Regions from separate parts of the Mus musculus genome. Here region 1 is linked to region 2. Evidence: chromatin loops called from intact Hi-C (ENCODE). Cell type or tissue: left cerebral cortex. All regions are shown on one strand.

Evidence for each region. Peaks named below come from ENCODE experiments on the same cell type or tissue, not always from the same donor. Only the 100,000 strongest peaks of a DNase experiment are listed, where the experiment ranks them.
Region 1: a loop joins it to region 2, with 2.2 times the contacts of the local background. A loop is called at or near these places in 10 of 42 quality-filtered maps.

Annotation. Positions count from the first base shown.
Region 1 is chr12:104,938,653-104,941,152 of GRCm38, reverse strand. Syne3 (spectrin repeat containing, nuclear envelope family member 3) reads left to right here. Exons shown (of 19, transcript NM_001042699.2): 17 at 398-547; 18 at 1,533-1,571. Among named protein-coding and RNA genes, the nearest start is that of Syne3, 59 kb to the left of the region's middle. In left cerebral cortex, CTCF peaks have their summits at 1,252 (motif pointing right) and 2,107 (motif pointing right); DNase peaks (open chromatin) are centred at 1,276 and 1,583.
Region 2 is chr12:104,751,291-104,753,790 of GRCm38, reverse strand. It overlaps Dicer1 (dicer 1, ribonuclease type III), which reads left to right and starts at 1,839. Exons shown (of 27, transcript NM_148948.2): 1 at 1,839-2,043. In left cerebral cortex, a CTCF peak has its summit at 1,441; DNase peaks (open chromatin) are centred at 1,627 and 2,218; H3K4me3 peaks cover 1,776 bases; H3K27ac peaks cover 1,330 bases.

The DNA.
Region 1 (2,500 bases), 190 kb before region 2:
GCCCATTTTTAAAAAGAATATTTTATGTGTATGAGTGTTTTATCTGCATGAATGTCTGTGCCCTTATGTGCTACATCTGTGCCTGGTGCCTTTGGAGACCAGAAGAGGACATCAGAGTCTTTGGAACTAAAGTTAAAAATAGTTATGAATCAATATTTGGGTGCTGAGTACTGAACTCAGGTTTTCTAAAAGAACAGCCATAATTTTTAACCATTGAGCCATCTCTCCATCCCTAAAAACCCTTTTTAAAAAACTTGCATGGATGAGAATCTCATATTACTGGCCCTGCCCACATCTCCCAGCATGCTTCATGGGGCCCTTGATTGGCATCCTTATCAGCCAGGTGGGGTTCTTGAGCCACTGGGCATCTGTGGCATGATGCCACCTTCTCTCTCAGGAGCTGGAGGCCCGAATCCCAGAAGGCCAGCACCTCTTTGAGAACCTGCTTCGTCTCAGGCCGGCAAGGGACCCCTCCAACGAGCTGGAAGATCTGCGCTACCGGTGGATGCTGTACAAGTCCAAGCTCAAGGACTCTGGCCACCTGCTGGTAGGTGCTGGGGCCAAAGGTTGGGGGTCCCAGGAGGCAACCATGTCTCGGGGAGACAGAATTGCATCTATGCATGTTCATTCCTGCGTGTCCATATTATCAGGCCACGGTGGCTGCTTAAAGGAGGAGAGGAACACTCTTGGCTCTCAGGTTCTTGTAATATTATTTATCCATCTTACCTCCCAGGGAGGCTGGAGTCTATGACTAAGGGCAGTGACTCCTGCTTAGTACATAAAGATGTCTTGCTCCCTCTGTGTTATAGTTTTACATCATTTCCCATTTGATCCTAGAACCACCTTCTGCTGGAATAGCTGCATCCCAGACTCCAGGGGGAATAGCTGAGTCCCACTCCTAACCCCAAGGCTAGAAGGGCCACATAGCCCTTCACTGGGGCGTGGTGTTGCCATGGGGATGCCATATGGAGCTGAATCCTGAGCCTCGGCTCCTCTCTTCCTGGCTAGCCCTTTTATCTCCTGGACCTCCTGTCCCTACGAAAACCATTGGTTAAGATAATGATAGCCTTTGTTAAAGACCATGACCTCCTAACTTGCCCGTGTAGGAGAGGGTCTGGTGACCAAAGCGAGACAAAGAAGTTAAGTGTCCTGGGTCCAGGAAGGAGCGGGTAGGGTGGCTCCCTGGACCCCACTTTTCAGCCACAGCTTGAGGCAAGCCAGGCTTTTTTGGCTCTGCAATTGCCAGGTTGGCCACTAGGTGTCAGCTCAGCCCAGGCCATATCGACCACATTCCGAGCCCTGGCCAAGGCCATCCAGACAGTGCCACCTGGACCTGAAGTGTGTTAAAAAGCTCATTAAATGGGATCCCCTGCTGGTGCAGGCTGTCCAGATGACCAGCAGTTTGAACAAAATACTCCCCTGACAGAATGAATATTCTGTTACGGGGGTTCTGCTGGGGTTTAAGTTTTACGCGCCTAGCTGACTTTTTTTTTTTTTAAACCCCATTTCTTCTCCTTTCCCTAAAATAACAGACCGAGAGTTCTCCGGGGGAGCTGACTGCATTCCAGAAGGTACGTGTCTGCCATCTGTTCCACACAGCTAGAGGGCAGAGAATGTGCAAGGCTTGGAGCCTGTGACTCTGGCGCAGGGTGTCTGGGTTTTCTAGAATGTTCCCGGAGAGCTGGAGATCACAGATGGAGAATCAGCTTTGGTCTGTAATGGGCTGGGCCCCCGAGGTGTGTGTTCTCAGGAAGCCCCAGGCTCAGGGAGGGATTGAAGTGTGTGTAGATGACTTAGCCTTGACGTGAGACTGAGAAGGACCCTGGATTTGTCATCCAGGCCTCGGGACACTCTGGAGAGAGACTGAATGCTGCACTGATTATACCTGTGACAGCAGATGTAAACCAGGACTGGCCCAGGAGCCTGGACTATCCCAGGCAAATAGATCTTGTGGCCTTTTTGGCCCCAGGGGACTCATTAGAAAGGGTGGTGGAGTCCTTTGCTCTGCCAGACAGGCTGTGCCCACTGCTGTCCACTGAAACACTTTGGCTCTTCCCGTACTGGTCACGGCGAAAGCGAGAACAGTGCCAGTTCCTGCCCTCTAGGTGGCACCCCTAAGGTGACACCAGGTGTCACACCAGATGACACAGCCTAGGATCTGGGTGTCAGGACTGGTGCTCAGTGGCCTCAGTTCTTTTTGCAGTGCTGTTTAAGGTGCTCCGGGTTTTAGAGAATGCACCCATGATCCTTAGACTCATGCATGGGCTTGGGCAGTAAGTCGTTGCTCTGCCTGTGGCAGAGGATGGCTGCCCGCTCACTTCCTGACCAACTAGCAATGAAGGGAGAGGGAGAGGCTGGGAGAAGGGGAGGGAAAGAGAGAGAAGGGGTGGGGAGGAAGGGGGAGAGGGGGAAATTGAGTACTGAGACCTGGGCATAAGCTTCAGCCAGCTAGGCTCCAACTCTCATAGTCTCTGTAACCTCCCCTAATAGGGACAGCCAC
Region 2 (2,500 bases):
TGGTTGGTGAGGGAGGGTCTTTCCAGGGGCAACTCGTGTGGGTTGAGTGAATCATGTGGGAGGAGTCTCTTCTGCAGCTGTGTTTCTGTTAGTTAATGTTCTTGAGAGCAGGACACTGTCCAACTGCATATGTAAACGTGAGCTTTTGTGGATATGGATATATATCATATATACATGCATATATATCACATATATGTATGATATGGTATATATCACATATACCATATACATTATATAGTACATATTAATTATATTATACATTGGATGGTACATATACATTATACATAATATCTAGCATGATACATATATATGATAGATATCATATATAATACATACATCATATACATGATACAAATATAGTATATATATCATATATGTATGTGCCAGGGCTTTGGCATGTAGCTCAGGCTGGCCTTGATCTGTGATTTTGCTATGGTAACCTCCTCCTCCTCATGCTGGGATAGTCCAAATCCATTTTTTTTTTTGAAAGACAGCCGAGGATGTGGTGCACGCCTTTAATCCCAGTGCTTGGGAGGCAGAGGCAGTTGGATCTTTATGAGTTCAAGGCCAATTTGGTGTACAGAGCAAGTTCCAGGACAGCCAGAGCTATACAGAGAAACATTGTGTCGAAAAACAAAACAAAACAAAACAAAACAAAACAAATGGACCATATTGCCTCCAAGTTAAAGGTAAAGAAATCAGAAACATCTGCTAATGGACAAGGAGTTAGTCTTTAAAAAAATATCTTTTTTTTTTCCCGAGACAGGGTTTCTCTGTGTAATAGCCCTGGCTGTCCTGGAATTCACTCTGTAGACCAAGCTGGTCTCGGACCCAGAAATCCGCCTGCCTCTACCTCCCAAGTGTTGGGATTAAAGGCGTGCCCCACCACGCCCGGCGTGGCACACACGTTTAAACCCAAAAATTGAGAGGCAGAGGCAGGCGGAGTTTGAGGACAGCCTGGTCTACATAGTGAGACCTACTTTCGAAATAACAGTAATAAAAAAATTGAAACAAATGACACTAGTATTTATTCAAATAAACAAATCACTTGCACTTATTAAAGATTAGCCTTAATTTGGAGAGGTAACAACCACTACGTGGGACTGTTGGACATAGTTCAGACGGACAGGTAAGCGCTTCCAGTGGCTGAGAGAAGCCCGGGGCTAGAAGCGTCCATCCCTCACCTGGAGTACCAGTCTATTCCGGAGTCTTTTTCCAAGATGCCTACACGGAGGTGGGGGAGGGTCCTACACTAAGATGGTTTTCTTTAAGTCGGTCTCTTTACTCCTCTGATCTCAGCAAGAAGACGCAGCAGAAAGCTCAGCCTTATAAAACCAAGTTTGCACGCCGCGGGCATTTTCTGGTTATTCAAGTTGGTTTTGAGGGCTGCCCAAAGAGATCAGTTCTTTGGACCAAAAGAGCGGTGCAGCGGGGCTTGCGGATGGGGGCGATGTGTGCCATCATCAGGAAGGGAAAGGAGCCGGGAGCTGGGACTGCGTAGCCCCAGCGGCGCGTTCAGGATTCCGGCCGGCCGGCAGGCTGGCTGACTGCGTTGCAGAGCTCGGTCTTCGCATTGGGCCTCCGACGCGGCCTCGGCCCGAGTCTGCTGTCTCCCGGCTTCTGAGTGGCTGGGGGGCCGGGGTTAACCTTTCACCTCCGCGCTCCGTCCAATCACAGGACGGCTTTCATGCGGCCGCGGGGCGAGCGAGCGAGGGGGCGCGGAGCGGCGGCGCGACGCCGGTGGGATTCTCCAAGCCGCTGTGCGCCGTCGCCGCGGGCCGAGCGCGGGCTGCGGGCGAGCAGGGCGCTGCGCAGTCTCCGCAGGCGCGGGCGGGAGGGGTCGGGGCGCGGCGCGGTGCGGCGCGGGCGGCTCCGGGCCCAGGTGAATGGAGTAACCTGACAGCGGGAACGAGACGACGGCGAGCGGCAGGAAATGGCGGCGGCGGCGGCGGCGCCGGGCGGCACCGGGAGGCCTGGGCTGTGACGCGCGCGCCGGAGCGGGGTCCGATGGTTCTGGAAGGCCCGCGGCGCCCAGTGCTGCAGGTGAGGCGGGCTCCCTGCTGGGCCGCTTTGTGTCCGGGCCCGGGGGACGGCGATGCCCGGCCCGCCTCTTGCGCGAGGCCCGCGCGGGCGCCGGGAGCAGGCCGCGACGCCGAGCCCGGGCAGAGAACTGTCCACGCGGGCCTCTCCGCACCCCCGCCTTAGGAGGAGCGGCCTTTGACAGGTCCCGTTCCGCGTTCGAAGCCCGGGAGAAGACAGGAGGTATCCACGCGGGCCGGCGTCTCGGGAGCGACCCGGGCCTGCCAAATGGCGCGGGACCCCTGGATGCCTCCGAGGATCTGGAGGGGGACAAGGCCTCAGCGAGGTGCGGGCTGGAGCCCTGGGAAGGACTGTTGTGTGTTTATTGGCAGGTGACCAAGGCTGGCCCTAGGGGGTGGGTGGCCCAGGCCATGTTTTGTGCCCCTCCCCTTTTAGGTCGTCTGGACCTTGCGAAGAAGGG